Regions from separate parts of the Mus musculus genome. Here all the other regions are linked to region 2. The links are chromatin loops, found by intact Hi-C in ENCODE. Cell type or tissue: left cerebral cortex. All regions are shown on one strand. Each heading gives the region's core, and the rest is flanking DNA. Links, peaks and the distances in the headings are about the cores only.

Region 1 (5,297 bases), core at 602-4,601, 920 kb after region 2:
TTCTCACAAAACAAATAACTCACCTTTTTCTTCCCTCTCTGAAACCACATTACTATATTACTCCACAAGATGCTTTTTGTTTCTACGTGTAACTTTATTCTATTTTTAAACAAGCATAGTCTGATTTTGTTTGCTTTTAGAAGACTCATTCAGAGTCACATATTGTGGTACAGGTCTAGAACCCCAGCACTGGGGAGTCTGAGCCAGGATGACTGCCAAGAAGGGAACCAGGCTAGCCTGAGCTGTATAGCAAATTCTAGAAATTCCTGGGATACAGTGTGAGATCCCTTCTCAAAATCCCTTCCAAGTGGGTAGGGGGAAAGGAGAAAGAATCACATTTAAAAGGACTTAAACATTTACATCCTATTTCATGCCTGTTTCTTTCAGTGTGGACAGCATGTGTTTAGTGTATCTCGGTTTCTTTGAGGCAGGAAGGAAGGGGTTAATTCATAGTTGGATTTTATGAGTTTTATTTATATGCGATGTGTGCTAAATACTTATCTTTCAGTTTGAAGTATTTTCCCCAGGTGATGGGAAGTAAAAATGCCCATCACATTAAAATTAGTTAAAAGAGATCATTTAGATATGAAAGTAAAGTTTGGAATTAAAATTAGGGAGGTGGGATAGATATTTGACTCCTTGGAATTACCGGATGAAAGAGTAAAGGGGGAGGGCGAAGCTTTGTAGGGCAGGAAGACCCGGACACAGTGGGAATGGAAGGCGGTGTGGGAGAAGAGAGAAAGGCAGTCACAGACTGAGACCGGTCAAGCATCACATCAAATTTTTTACATTCCGGCATAATAACATTTCAGGGATTCGAACCAGCAGAACACCAGTCCCTTTCCCCCTTACTTTAAAACGATAATGATTCTCTTTTAAAGAGTCTCTCCCGGCCCCGCCAGGAAGATCCTTTAAAAGCACGCGACCGGGATGTGAAACTGAGAGAGTCTTCCTGCAGCACACAGGACCTCCCCTCTGTGTCTGGCACAGCTCTTCCCAGCTCAGCCAGGGAACCCAGACAAGTTTATTTACACACCCCCCCGCCCAGCGTGCACAAACACACCCGCAGAGAGCGAGGGCGCGAGGGGCGGGAACGCCCTCTCTTCCATCCCTTCCAAACAATTATCTGCCAGAAGAAAAAAAAAAAAAAAAAAAAAAAAAAAAAAAGCAAATCCTTCGCCGCGCCGGAGGCTGGCGGGGTGGCGGGCGAGCCGGGAAACGTGGCCGCGCCGGCGAGCTGGGGATTTGTGAAAAGGAGCGCTGGCCCGCGTGCGCCTCTTGTTCCCCGTGTAATTTGCAGCCAATCATCGGGAGGTGTCCGCGCCCTGCGTCCTGCTCACCTCGGCCCGCCCCCGCCCCCGGCTCCGCACCGCCTCCCTCGCCTTTCTCCGCGCTCCCCTCCCCCAGCCACCGCACACACGCACACACACAAACAGAGCGAGGGGGGGGGGGGTGAGAAAGAGAGAGAGAGAGAGAGAGAGAGAGAGCGAGAGAGCGAGAGAGAGAGAGACTCCCCGGCTCCCTCCCTCCCTCCCTCGCACACAGCGACTGGAGACGGACCGGGAGCAACGCGCCGGGAAGAGCAGAGACCACCGACAACAGCCCCGCGCTCTCCCACACACGCTCACACTCGGCGCTTTCCTCTCCACCCCCACCTCCTCCTCCTTCCACCCCCTCCACTAACACCATCTCCTCCTCCTCTCTACAACAAGAAAAAAAAAAGCCATTTACAGGTATTTTTTTTTCATCCGCATATTTATTTACCCCACCCCCCCATTCCCAACAGTTTGTTTACAAGTATTAAAGTTGTAATTGGGAGCTGCCAAGACACATCTGGATTTGTGTTTCTTTGTGTTAGGGGGTGATGTGCAACTAATTAAAGGCAGACTGGCAGCGTCTGTAAATTCTAAGGCTCCCCAAATAAAAAGAGACTGGTAAGTGATTGTTCTTTCTCTTCCTCTGGCTTCCCCGCTTCTCTTTCTCTCTTAAATGTTTGCTGTCCGGTGGGATTGTAAAAGTAGATTAATGCTGGTCTCCAGCAATAAAAACCGTGACTGTATTAATTAATTAATTAATCTGCACCGGCCCCTCCTCCTGAATGTTAAATATGACCTTTGATCTCCATGTCTCTGGTAGATCAGACATACAGTATTAGGCATGTACAGTCACATTGTTCAGAGGCAAAGCAGGATCATGAAGTATGGATGTTTATTTTAGCTTTGGTGTTAGAACTATAGTTATTGGTGTGTGCTTTATTTTGTTGCTAAATAAAAGCCAAACAATAGCTGTGGCTTAGGTACCTTTTTTTCATGCTCCAGGGATGCATTGATTAAACAATAATGACCTGGATGCTGGGCACAATCCTTTTCTACAGTTTCTGGTGGTATTGAACCTAGAGGAGGGAAGGGGGGGGGAGGTAGTAGCAATTGGAGAAGCAAGGACAGCTTGTTTGGAAACACCATGCTAAGACTCTGAAAGGGGGATATTAGATCCCTTCTTTATTTGGAACAAGGTCAAAAGACTAAAATGTTAGTGTCCCCTCCCCTCAGTGGGATGATGCCCATTGCATGGTTGGCGGAACTAGTTTCTAGTGACTAGCAGTTATTATGATCTTGCATCTTCAATGTAATTCACAGAAACGGAAGCTGTATGTGTATTCTTACTGTGTCTTTCCCCCCAGACCCTAGCAAGTGTCAGGAATATTTAGCCAGGAGGATTTGGGGGGCACCTTTGTATTGTCATCAGGCCTCAGAAGGGAGCAGTTTTCCCTAATGTGAAACCACAGAGGTGGTGCCTGAGTGATTAGGGACTTGCTGTGATTGAAGGATGCCTGCCAGTTTCTAATCCAGCCGGAGGGAGGTTCCTTATCTTGCTTTACTTTGCCTAATAGGGATTTGTTTACATAAACCCCCCTTTTTTTAGGGTGCCTCATCAGTAGACCTTGAAGTTTTCAAATTTGAAGTTTGGACATAATGCTTCATTAATCTAATTATAAGCATAATGACTATAATTGATATGCATTTGAAACTCTGAAATTTTGAGACAGAGATTGCTAGGCCCTCAGTTTTAATTCCACACCAACCTCTAGGCTTCAGAAGAAGCCAGAGAAAGGTACTCTGGCAAAGAAAAAAATAAATAGGGAAACAAAGAAACTGTTTTTTTAAGGTGAATATACATTTTATATTTTTGCTTTAATTCTTAGAAGGATATGATATAGCTCTCACCCTTAATAAACAAGCAGAACCCCTCTTCCTAATGCTTATTGATGGCCTGTAAGCAGAGAGAGAAATGCAAATACCCAGTTAGCATTAAACTTTCCTCTTAAAAAATAGCAAAGGGGGGAAAAAAACATCTTAACAGTTCTTTGGATAAAAAAACACCTGAAGGAATCTCCCTTCTCTTTATGCAAAAATCAGTGTTGGTGAATGATTTAAAAAAAAAAAAAAAACTCCCTTGCTTTCCTCCTTTCTTGGGAAGACACAGCAATCTCCATTAGAAATGATTGGGAGTATTCTTATAGGAGCAGCAGACACTTAGTTCTGAGCCTGTGACATTGCTTGTATTTGAGATCTATCTATACATTTCTTTCTTTCTACCTACCTACCTACCTACCTACCTACCTACCTACCTACCTACCTACATTCCATCTTTCTATCTCTCCTCCCTTTTTAAAGCGAGTGGTGCACCACCTTGCCCCTGCCACCAAATGGCTTGTACAATTGAGACCTGTCCTTGGTCCATTGAATTAAGACCCTAACAGAGCCAGCTGTGCTGGGATTCAAACTAATGACAGCAGACACAGAAGGACACTGTGGCAGCTGGTAGTTCTTTTTTTCCACCCCCCTCCTGCCTCTTTGGTTCAAATTGTATGTGGGCAGTCTTGTAGCTCTCAGTTGTATTGTGTTTGCTTACAGTTTATGCGCGGATGTATTGTAGACTTTCTCAGTACTTCATTTGCTAATTTCCGGTTCGTTTTCCTCATAGGGCCATTGCTGTTTCTACTTTACAGCATTTGCATGCCCAGGCAGCACTTGTTCACACATTTCATAATGTTTAAATGCCCTCTGCTTATAGGTAGTATCGCCCTCCCACCCCTGATTTGCATGTCTTTAGCACTCCAATTGCCCTTTTCCCTCGGCATTTGTCACCCCTGTCTTTCCTCTTTCCCTGGGTACTCTAGCTATTAATACATTTTTTCTCAGGAGGGTTACAAGAATAGGGGGAGGGGGAGGAGCTGTGCGGTGTGCTGTCGGGAGAGAGGGAGGGAGCAGGGCTTGGGAGTGTTGGGGGGGCGAGGGGGGTCACGTCTTGATGATTGTTATGCAAACGACCCGACTGGAGAACGTGGGAGCTTTCTGTGGTGTCTGCGGTGGGGTAGCGAGGGCGGCTGTTTATTTATTTTTAATTTTTTTCTGGTGCAGCTCGTTGGAATGACTTTCTTTATTTTAGTTGTAACAGTTGGAGGATAATGCAAAGGAAGACGCTGCTTGGGAAGTCACCGTCTGTGGACATGCGCCCCAGAGAGGACTAGAGCAGCCCTCGCCTTGCTCTCCCCACCCGGATCCCACTTTCCTGCACGGCCCGGCCCGTACCCCGACCCCACCATCACCCGCTTCCCTTCCCCCCACCTCTCCCCCTTTCCCACCCAGGTGTCGGACCAGGCGGTCCCCACTTCCACCCTGCACCCCTTCTTCCCCCCCTGCACCATGAACACCAATGTCTGCGTGGAGCCCGGGCCGAGCCCGGAGGCCCCGGGCTTGCCCAAGGAAAGCCACCTGCCCGAGGGGGCCCTGAACAGCCTTGTGGATTACAACTCGGAGATGGAGCGTTACCGCTCCTTTGCCACCTCCTTCTACAAGACCAACGGGGGCGCCTTCCCGCAGGCAGCCAAGATCGCGCGCATCACCACCCCCATCTTCCCCAGCAGCGCCGCCGCCGCCGCGGCCGCCGCGCGCATCGGCATGTCCCCGTGGAACTGCGACAACGCGGCCACCGCCGCCGCCACCGCGATGCTCTGGGGCAGCGGGGGCGGCGGCGGAGGCGGTGGGGGCGGGGGTGGGGGCGGCGGGGCCGGCAGGAAATCCTCCTCGGCCGCCGCCTCCTCCTCCGCCTCCTCCTCGGCGATCCTCCCCGCCGCCGGCGGTGGCGGTGGCGGCGGCGGCGGTGGCAGCGGCGGAGGCGGCGGCGGCGGCGGCGGCGGCAGGACCAGCATGCACCACCGGAACGACTCCCAGCGGCTGGGGAAGGCTGGCTGTCCGCCAGAGCCGTCGTTGCAAATGGCAAATACTAATTTCCTC
Region 2 (5,297 bases), core at 437-4,436:
CCAATCTTAGTTACTGCTAACTCCAAGGTCACGCATACACACCCTGTGGTAAATACATCTCTATGTGTAGGTTACAGAATGGCTGCAGAAGAGTTAAAAGAGGCTGTAGCTGTTTTAGGGCTTCCCAGTGTCTATACAAAAAGGCAGAAACTGGCTGTTGCAGATGCAGAGAGAATCACTGCAGGTGTTTGTTCAAGGTGCTGGGAAATCAGATAAGTCAGAGGTTTGAACCAGGCCGAGAGCCACGGGGTCAGAGTTGAGCTGAGCTTCGTGGTTAAGTCAGGTTGTCCATGTGAAGGGTTGAGAGGGAGTGGGCCAGAAGAATTCTAGGAGGCTGCACCTGAAGCCCCAGGGACAGTGGGAGCTGTCTGTCTCCTGGTCAGGAGTGCTGGAAGGGAGCCCTGGATCCTCATCTCTTCTGACTTCTGTTCTGGAAGCCACCTATGAAGGAAGGTGTGATTGAAAGTCTGGTCCGGACATTAATCCATTCTGGATCTCTAGGTTTTCATTAAAAACAAAACAAAAATGAGTTATTTCTATTTCCCATTCTCTTCCCATCTTCTAAGAGATTAGAGACTGTTGGGGGGGGAACGGGAGGGGGAATGTCATTCTTCAAGGCCATTGAGGATGGATATACAGCTCTGTAGGGGCTCAATGAGGAAAAGCAATTTCCTCCTATCCAAAAGAATGAACCTTTGGCCCTGGGTGGAGATAAGACCTGCTGGTGTTCTCCAAAGATTAGAACATTATGTCAACTCCCATAAGAGTTAATCCATCTGGGCCTGTCAGTCACCTCGCCGAGACTGGCTGTCAGGGAGGCTGATGCGCCTAGCGCTATGCTAAGGAGATGGGAGGAATAATTATGCCCTTTATGTGTAATAAGGCTATTGTACTTATCCTTCCCAGACACCCTCACTCAGCATCGAAGCTTACAGAGCACTGCTGAGCCTGCCCACTTTTCTGAGTTACTTGGAAAACAGAGTTATTTCTTTTTTCCAGACTTTCTGAAGCTATCCCTCCCCCTCTCACCACGTGGCTGCTCACCAGCTATGGCTTTCTCTCTTCCTCTTCCCAGTCTTCTCCCAGGGAGCTGCCCCAATCCACAGCCTGCAACCTCTGATGATTCTTCTTCAATTTCTAAAACGATTGTCATCACACTTCCTTTCAAGTCTGTTTCTAGATTCTTTTAATGGGACTAGAAACCCCAATGCAGAAATACAGTGTCTATGGTTCCCAGTGTGGGGCTCCCCACACCTTCTGCAAACAGGCTTTTCTTTATGGCATCCATGGGAGGATGTTGTAGCACTTGTGTGTGTTTGTGTGTGCATTCATGCACATGCCAGCTACACATGTGTGTCCATGCATGCACATGCCAACTACACATGTGTGTATGCCTGCATGCACATGCCAGCCACACATGTGTGTGTATGCCTGCATGCCCGTGCCAGCTACACATGTGTGTCCATGCATGCATATGCCAGCTACACATGTGTGTGTCCATGCATGCATGTGCCAGCTACACATATGTGTGTGTATGCATACATGCACATGCCAGTAACACATGTGGGTCCTGGAGAGCAAATGCAGGTTATTAAGCTGGTTGTTTAATTGCTCACCAAGGTGCAGAGTCCTCTTGCCTCCCCGCATTTGGACTTAAAAGGGAGTCAAATTCTGCTTGTAGAATGGAGTTTCTCAGGGTACAGCTTAACCTGAAACTACTGCTATAATGAGATACAACCTACCTAGGTCAGGGCGCAGTCTACAAAAAGTGTGCTGAGCAAGCAGGGGTTGAAGTACAGCTCCATGCCTTGCCCTCAAAAATAAAAAAAAAGATAACTGATAGTGGAGAATGTAAAAAAGGCAGAGAAAAGCTGTTTGAGGGCCTGCAATCTACTGCACAGTTGGCCAAGCACTGCATTTGGGGTGGGGAGGCCTGGGTGTTAATCCTGGTTCTGCTGTGTGCTGCTGGGGGCAGTTCTGTCTTAGGAGGAAGCAGCGCACCTTGTTCCAATCCTCTCAAGGTCCTAGCAGCACTAGTATTCCTTCAAGGCATTGAATGCATTCATAGTAGAAATTCAAGTACTCTGTGTTGGACAAGATCTGTGACAGCATCTCTGAGGCTACCCTGTAATTCGGTTTTTTTGGTTTTTGTTTTTAGCATCAAATATACATAAGATTATTGTGAAACTAGGATGTCATAAGTAAAAATTATTTTTTATTTAATAGAGTGAGTAGGGCGGAACAGAAGGGAAAAACAGACAAAATGTTTTACTGCAGCAAATGGCAAAAATCCGAATAAAATTGGGCGCTATCTGGGGAAAGGGTTCAAATGGCTTCTTACTGGAAAGTGGAGTTAGACAATTCCTGTACCTACCACCAGAGGGCACCAGTGGCCCGGGACTGCTGAAAGGGGCGGCTGAAAAGGCAGTCAATCTACTTGAGGGTGAGCTGGGGAAGAGGAGATGAGGAACTTTTAATCCAGACAGTCACAGTCACTGAAGGAGAGGTTGAAGGGGGACAGGAGATGCAAATGCTAACTCCTAGTTTCGTTTACTCATTACAGTAACTCACTGTAATATCAAAATAAATAAATAAATAAAATTATATAAAAAAGGACCCAACCTGGATGCATTTGGTGCTGGTGCCTATGAGCAATTCAAGGGTGTTCTGTTTCAACTGAAGAAAAGCCAGAGTTAGGGATGAAAGTCATCGTTCAGCAATGGAAACATAGCCCGTATTTTACACATATTCCAAGTCTCTGAGATATTGATACAGTTGCAGACGGAGCATTTTTGAGCTTCAATTTTTTTCCTCCAAATTAATAAGAATAATTGGCTGATGAAATGCTTTTTAAAAATTGGAATATGTAGAAATGTAGAGACACGAAACTGGGTGATGCCGGGAAAGCGAGTCGGGGACTGCCACGCCTCTCTGCCCCGTGGCCTTGCTTAGTGACTTGCTGAACCCTTGTCTCTGCCCTTTACATTTCTTGACGTCATTTTATAAATCGTGGAGCGAGAGGCTTGGACCCGGTAACCCAAACTGTGCTTTCTTGAACACTTGCGTCCATTTTACGCATTAGTTTTGCCTTCAAACTTAGGGTTTTGTGGCTTAACTAAAACATTTCATTTTACTGCCATCTTGGAGAATAATAATGTACACATTAAAGTTCTGAAGAGTTCGGACATAAGGCAACATGTCCCAAACGTTTGAGCCATGCGACTCACTTCTTAGAACATTGTTAACAGCCTCTTGCAGTGTTTCTCAACCTGTGGATTGTGACCCTAGTGGCCCTTTCATTGGGGCTGCATATCAGATATTTACATTATTATTCATAACAGTAGCAAAGTTACAGTTCTGAAGTAGCACTGGAAATAGTTTTATGGTTGGGGGTCACGACCACATGAGGAACTGTATCAAAGTGTCACAGGCTTAGGAAGGCCGAGAGCCACTGTCCCCGTAGCTCTGGAGTTTCATGGCGTTCAGCCAGGGAAGTACCCTATAGGGTGGTTCCTGAAGCTTCTAGAAGCTTCTTCTATGCTGTGGTGACAGGTGCAGGCCAGCAAGCAAGGCCTTTGGGTTTCAGTTCAGGCTTTCTAACCTCAGACAAGTTACCTGGCTGAACTAACTGTGTCATGATGCATGGTGCCTCTGACCTTCGATGACATCTTTTAGCTCAGGGTCTCTCTAGCATGGTCTTACCTGGCACGTCAGTGTTCAGTGTTAGGGAGGAGCGGGAATGTGTTAGGGAGGAGCGGGAATGTGTTTTCTGCCCCAGCAGCCTGCAGAGAACATTCTCGCAGCATGAAAGCTAGCCAGCGGGGAGGAGGTTTCTCTGTTAGGTTTGACTTTAATTAGCCTGTGTCCTGCAGCCAAAGTGTGTGGTGTCTTCAGCAATGGGTCTTATGATACTGCTCTAGTAGGTAAATAAGGGCCTGACAATAGCCTATGTGGTTGAAGACCTCTGGGGCATCCGTGACCAAAAAGCTCAATAGCAGGGTATCCCACGCCTTGCCCTGAGACCTTTATTTATAGCCGTCTTCTGGAAGTGCCATTGTCCACTCAGGTAGGGTACTTCATTCAAACTCCCCCTTTTTAAATTAGATTTTTAAGCGAGCTCACTAACTAGTGGTTTTCCATAGAGCTTTTTCACATCCATAGTTCTGGTTAGCGTATTTATGACCTCTCTTCTTCTCCCGCGTCTCTTTTCTTCATCCCCACTTAATCCTTAACCCCTATATTTTTCCCATTTTCTTCCATATTCCATGTATTCGACCATCCTCCAATTATATGTCTTCAATAAGTCAAGGATCGTGGGTTTACCAATGGCTTTTTTTCACGTGTATTTTAGGGTAGTCCTCCCTAAGGACACATTACCCCGTCCTCCCACACCCTTCCCTCCTCAAACCCCTCTACCCCAGTCTTCCACCTCACTGCTTTCATTTTACCTGTAATGTACGATATTCATAGTACACTCACAGATATACACACACCTGGAAATAAGCCTAATCAAGGAAGCAGAAGACCTCTGCAATGAAGATTTTAGGACACTGAAGAAAGACATTGAGCCCCTAGAAGATGGAAAGACATCCAGTGCTCATGGATTAGCAGAAAAGAGACTGTGGAAATAACCATCCTACCAGTCAATACTCCAAAGCCATTCTTCAGCAGACATAGAACAAACAATCTAAAAGTTTATGGGGAGACACAAAAGACCCAGAGCAATACTAAACAGAAAGAATACTGTGGGAGGTATTTCCATACCTGATTTGAAATTATACTACAGAGTCATGGCGGTGGTGACACATTCTTATACATGGAGGGTGAGAGTAACGGGAGCAAGTGTAAGACTAAATATTTGGAAACTTGCAGTGTTCAGGATTTTCGCAGACTCAGCCTTCCGGCCTCTCATTAACTGTGGATGATAACGAGGCTGATAATGATAATGGATAGTGATAACGTGCTGGCACAGGAGCAAAAGAGCAGCAGTGCCTGCCCTGTCCCTCTGATGCCTCAGTGACTTCTGTCATTGATGATAGTTTATTTATTGTGGATTTTACATTCTCCTTAACAGACAAGGGGAAAGCCGTGCTTTTCATAGTTTACAATCTTGTTGCTGTGGGGTAGAAGGTGATTCACTCTATGAACCAGTGTTCTATGTAATTCAGTTACTTTTATTTATTCTAGAACTGAATCATACAATAACAATTTTTTTTGTAAATAGAAGCTGAAAGTACAGCATGTTTTCTTTATTACATTTCTTGAGTAGTGGGTGGTTACATTGTTTGAACTTAGTA
Region 3 (5,297 bases), core at 602-4,601, 1.9 Mb after region 2:
TCCACTAACTAGTATCTTCAGCCTGTGGGAAACTAAGATTCATGTATTTTTAATTATATGAATGAGCAACGTTGTAAAACTCCTGGTACAGAGAACAAGGGGAAAAAAGCTACTTGAGGAATTCATTGAACTGATATTCTAGAATGAGGACACCAATTTTATAGACATAAATTTTTTGAATGTTATTTCTGAAGGTTATAAATAAAGTGTATAAAGAAGAACAAAACAGAAGCAGGAGACATGGGAGCTGTTATTTTGTACAGAGAATAAGCTCCAAGAAGGTATGTTTGTGGAGAGCCTAGACTCACATGGAAGCAGCCTATCTGGGCAGCAGCCTGTCTGCCACATAGAACAGCCAGTGAAGAGGATAGGGGTCTGTTCTCCAGTGTGTACCAAAAGGAGAGATACAAGAGAGTAATAGGAAGTGAGGCCAGGGCATAGCCAGGAGCCAACGTGAGGACTGCAAATGTAGCTTAGGCCATGTGGCATGTGTCTATCATAGTGTGAGGCCCTAGGTCCAATGTCCCACACAAACACCCCAAAAAAGAAAGACGGAGAGAGAGAAGGAAACCGATCAGGATCTGGGCACCACTAGAAGAGTCTGAGTTTCATCCTCAAGGGAATGAGAGTAAAGAGGGAACACTGGGTGTCTGGAGACAGTGACATGACTGACATGTTTTTAAAGTCACTGAAGTTGTTTCACTGAGAGTAGACCAACAGTGGAAATGGGTAGGAGTCGACACATAGAGACATCCATGGACCAGTCATCAGTAGAAGCAGTCAGAGATGGTTATGCTCTGGAGTATCTGTGGCAACCCTTAAAGAATGTCCACGTATGCTGATCATAGACGTTAATAGCAAAGAGTGTGAGCTGCACACCACTACGCCATAGTTGTCCTAGATAACAGGAAGGATGGGCTTGCCATCAACTGGGAGGCTGACAATCACTTAACAAGCACATTTTAAGAGAAAATTGTTTTTAAGCTTTGAATCAAAAGTTTCCTCACAAGATCACAATTTGACTACTTGGTATCTGGCTGGAGGCACAGTTTTGGGAAGTTTCGGAGCCTGTAGGAGCGGAGTCTTAAATGTTAAATGTAAGTCTTGTGAGTGAGGCCCCTGACGGTTGTACCGTTCCTGTGTCTAACCTCCCTCCCTGCCAGGTGATCGGCCATGATGTGAGTAGCCCTTGCTACATTCTTCTTCTGCATCAACGTTGCTTTGCTCTTCCCACCCGATGAACTGAGACTCTGAAAGTATGAGCCAACACAAATCTTCTTTCCCATAAGCTGCCGCTGGCAGCTAGTTTAGTTACAGCAACATAAACTGAGCTTTTCTACCTCAGCCTTCAACTCCACAGCCACTATGGTGTTGTTGCCCAAGAAGAACCAGGTTATGATCTACAGACTCCTATTTCAGCAGGAAACGATGGGAGCCAAGAAGGGTGTCCAAGTGTCCAAACATCAGAAGCTAGCAGACAAGGATAGGTCAAGCCTTCTTGTCATGAAGGCCATGCAAGTCCTTCAGCCTCAAGGCTCGGTGAAAGAAGAGTTTGCCTAGGAACATTTCTAGTGCACCTTCCAACCAAGGTCTCTGAGATTTATCTCCACGTGCCTTGGGGGTGGGGAGGGTCATGCTATGCTTTAACCCTCCTTCAGGCTCTGCCTTTGAGAGGTCCAGAGGTTGAGAAACCTGCTAGACTCACAAGAAGGAAGCCTTACAGAGACACCTATGTGTCCCAGGTACTCAAGGAAGCTGAGTCTGGGGCTGGGTTAGCAACTGATTCCAGTTCAGCAGTCAAAGTGGTCATGGATGGGGTTCTTCTGTGTAACCCAGGCTGTCCTGGAACTAGCTCAGGAGACCAGGCTGTCCTTGAACTCACAGAGACCCACCTGCCTCTGTCTCCCAAGGGGTGGGATTAAAGGTATGAGCCACCACATTCAGACAGGTTTTGTCTGTCTATCTTTGGCTGTCCTGTTCTGGAACTAGCTCTATAGACCAGGCTATCCTGAAATGCACAAAGATCCACCTGCCTCTTTCTCTGAGGTACTGGGAAGGAGGTAGGTGTGCCGCGTCAACATCAGGCACTTTGCTAATTTTTTTCTAACACTGAGCCGGGCGTGGTGGCGCACGCCTTTAATACCGGCACTCCGGAGGCAGAGGCAGGCGGATTTCTGAGTTCAAGGCCAGCCTGGTCTACAAAGTGAGTTCCAGGACAGCCAGGGCTATACAGAGAAACCCTGTCTCGAAAAAAAGAAATTCTAACACTGAAGCAAAATTAAGCTCCTTTCATAAAGCAACAGCAGCAAGAGCGAACGAATGCTCAAATGTGTCTTCTGTCCTTGTTATCCAGATGACTCTGAAAAAAAAAATAACTTGGACCTTGTCTTAGTCAGAGTTTCTATTCCTACACAAACAAGAATGATACAAGAAGCAAGTTGGGGAGGAAAGGGTTTATTCAGCTTACAATTCCATATTGCTGTTTATCATCAAGGAAGTCAGGGTCAGGAACTCAAACAGGTCAGGAAGCAGGAGCTGATGCAGAGGCCATGGAGGGATGTTCTTTACTGGCTTGCTTCCTCTGGCTTGCTCGGCCTGCCAGAGGAAGACTACCAGCCCAGAGATGGTCCCACCCACAAGGGGCCTTTCCCCCTTTGATCACTAATTGAGAAAATGCCTTACAGTTGTATCTCATGGAGGCATTTCCTCAACTGAAGCTCCTTTCTCTGTGATAACTCCAGTTGTGTCAAGTTGACACAAAACCAGCCAGTACAGACCTACACATGATACAATGACAACATTAGCTAAGATCGTGTCTTTGGAGTAAAAAGTCTAGTTTAAACTATGATACCTAATGAATATCCACTTGTTTGAGTGCAGCCCCTCTGTTCTTGTGAACTTCTAAGTAAACCCCTATGGCTCTGACTAGCAGCTATCCCAATGTATCAAGCTTTCAGTTCCTTAGTTATAACAGAGAACTTTCCCTCCGCTTTCGTATCAATAAAGATGATTTCTAAAGAATGCAATCGTTATGTTGCTATTTATTATGCACTGCCTGCTTCTTCCACAAGAGTGCCTTTCATGAGAAGCTCTCATGCTCACTAATGTCTTTTGTTCTCTCTACCCTGGGAGAGACAGAGATACTTGTGCGTATTACTACCGCTTCTAAAAGAATAAGAAGCCACATATACTCTGCTGTAGTCATGCTTGTTGTTTTCTAAGCCTGGAAAAATATTCAACATTGTTGCAGGACATTTGATCACACTGAGAACCCCAAGATTGGGTTATTTACTGGAAAACATCTGTTTGTAGTTGTGGTGTGGGTCAGCCCTAGCACACACCTTTGATCACAGCCATTTGGATTTACTTAGAACAGGACTATTAATGGAAAATAAGAGGAAGTCAGGAGGACGGATAGAGAGACGCACAGGAAATAGAAGGGAAATTGAGGGGTTTTTGAGAAGGAGAGCTTCCTTTTGGAACATCAGCTGAGGAGGAGGGTCAGCGGGGTGCTTCCTCTGACTCTCTGAGCTAGCAGGCTTTTATACCCAGCATCTGGCTCCCTAGGCTTCTTTGGTAAAATCAAACAATTGGTATCTGGGTTTGAAAAAAAAAAGCACAACATAAAACAGTTTCACAATGAATATCTCTTTTTCTGTACTGTTAGGAATTGAACAGAATGATGCAGGATTCCCCAGCTCCGGCCCCCTTTTCAGTTATTGTGAGACTGATTAAACTGCCCCCATTGGCCTTGAACCATCAAGCACCATCTCTTTCTCATTAGTGTATATTAATTGTACAAGACGTTTCATTTTGTTATGACATTTTCATACCTGAATATTACGTCCTTTTGTCAAATTCACCTCTTCTGCTACCCTCTCAGTCCCTCTCTTTTTCCTTCTAATAATTATCTCTTGATGAACAGCATAGATCATATAGTGGAATACAGTCAATCTTTAATAAATACTGCCTGCTATATAATGTTAGCAAAGACAGTGTGACAAAATCACAGCTGTGAAAATAATACTCTTGCTCTAAAAAATCCCTTCCTTGCCTCTGAGCCTTTAATGACATAACATTTCTTCCCCTTCATAAGTTTGTTCCCTACAGCTAAATATATATTTGCCCACTTTAAAAAAAAAAAAAAAAGTTAAAACAGGGCAGGGAAGATAGCTCAGTGAGTAAAGTCACTGGCTGCCAAGCTAAAGTTGAATCCCTAGAACCTAGTGGTAGGAGAGAACTGACATCCCCAAATTGTCCTTGGTTGCCTCCCTGAGGCTGAAGGTTAAGTCATTGTTGCCTGGAGACACCACATACTTCAGACTTGTCGGGAATTAGAAAATTCCAGCTGTTTCTGAGCTAGAAGCCTCGTCCCTAAGGCGTAGCTTTATTATTTTGGGAGCCTCTTGGATTACTCTAACCAACATGAAAAGAAGTGTTCCATGCCTAGTACTGGGGATTTCTCGGGTAATCCATGCTCTAGTGTGCAGCACTGTCATGTCCCCACAACATTTTCCCAGGTGTCAATGATTCTCTCCCTTACATGAGGCTCTTACACTCACCGTCCAGAGAAATGAAAGTTAAAGAAAAGAAACAACAACGCCTCAAAGCAGTTCCAAAAGAAAAGAAAATCTTCCTTTCCTGGCTGGGCAGTGAGTTCCCATTGGAGGCTTTAAAACAAAACGAAAGCTTTTTTTGGTTTGGTCTAGTCTGGAGTTCTTGTTTGTTTGTTTTTTAAGATTATAATTCTTTTGTTCTGCAGGCGTGACTCTAACACAAAACTTCTCTCCAGCTGAGTTCTGAGGCTCTCAGTTCCGGGATCTCTGAGTCTCCCCCGCCTTCCCCATCCATGGACTCGCCCCGCCTTTCCCCCCGCAACCCCCACTCGCCGCAGCACTTGGACTGTCCCGTGACGTCATGACGCTGCGCCACCCAATCCGCTGCAACCTTGAGGACATTTTAAACTTAAAGGCGGGGCGGCCCGGGAGCTCGGTCGGCGCCGTTGCTCTCCTTCGTTTCCCTTAGTCTGCAGCGGACAGGATGGCCGAGGAGGCTTCAGTGGCTGTCTGTGTTCGTGTGCGACCCCTCAACAGCAGGTAGGCGGCCTGGGGCGGCGTGGGGACCTGCGTCCCAGCCCGCGCTGCCCCGAGTCACACCGACACCCGGGTGCAGGACTCCGTTTCCCCGAAAACACGGTCCGACTGCGCGTAGTTCTGCTCAGGGGACACTGCCGTCCTCGCCTGATGGACGGAGACAGTGAATGTTCAGTAGTGGGAAAAGGTCGGGAATGCCAGAAA

The links. A loop is a pair of places that touch in the nucleus more often than their neighbours do. Peaks named below come from ENCODE experiments on the same cell type or tissue, not always from the same donor. Only the 100,000 strongest peaks of a DNase experiment are listed, where the experiment ranks them.
Region 1: it touches region 2 in a loop (10-fold over the local background); 4 of 42 quality-filtered maps call a loop at or near these places.
Region 3: it touches region 2 in a loop (4-fold over the local background); 10 of 42 quality-filtered maps call a loop at or near these places.

What each region holds. Positions count from the first base shown.
Region 1 is chr3:134,234,954-134,240,250 of GRCm38, forward strand. It overlaps Cxxc4 (CXXC finger 4), which reads left to right and starts at 1,542. Exons shown (of 4, transcript NM_001004367.4): 1 at 1,542-1,733; 2 at 1,859-1,934; 3 at 4,450-5,297. The coding sequence starts at 4,707. In left cerebral cortex, for the core only: no CTCF peak of the experiment used is centred there; DNase peaks (open chromatin) are centred at 1,050, 1,231, 2,110, 2,674 and 3 more places; H3K4me3 peaks cover 4,000 bases; H3K27ac peaks cover 3,245 bases.
Region 2 is chr3:133,312,281-133,317,577 of GRCm38, forward strand. The region is part of intron 1 of Ppa2 (pyrophosphatase (inorganic) 2); the gene reads left to right. Among named protein-coding and RNA genes, the nearest start is that of Ppa2, 4.8 kb to the left of the region's middle. In left cerebral cortex, for the core only: a CTCF peak has its summit at 2,371 (motif pointing right); a DNase peak (open chromatin) is centred at 2,381.
Region 3 is chr3:135,207,619-135,212,915 of GRCm38, forward strand. It overlaps Cenpe (centromere protein E), which reads left to right and starts at 4,945. Exons shown (of 46, transcript NM_173762.4): 1 at 4,945-5,096. The coding sequence starts at 5,041. In left cerebral cortex, for the core only: a CTCF peak has its summit at 3,056; a DNase peak (open chromatin) is centred at 4,489; H3K4me3 peaks cover 549 bases; H3K27ac peaks cover 434 bases.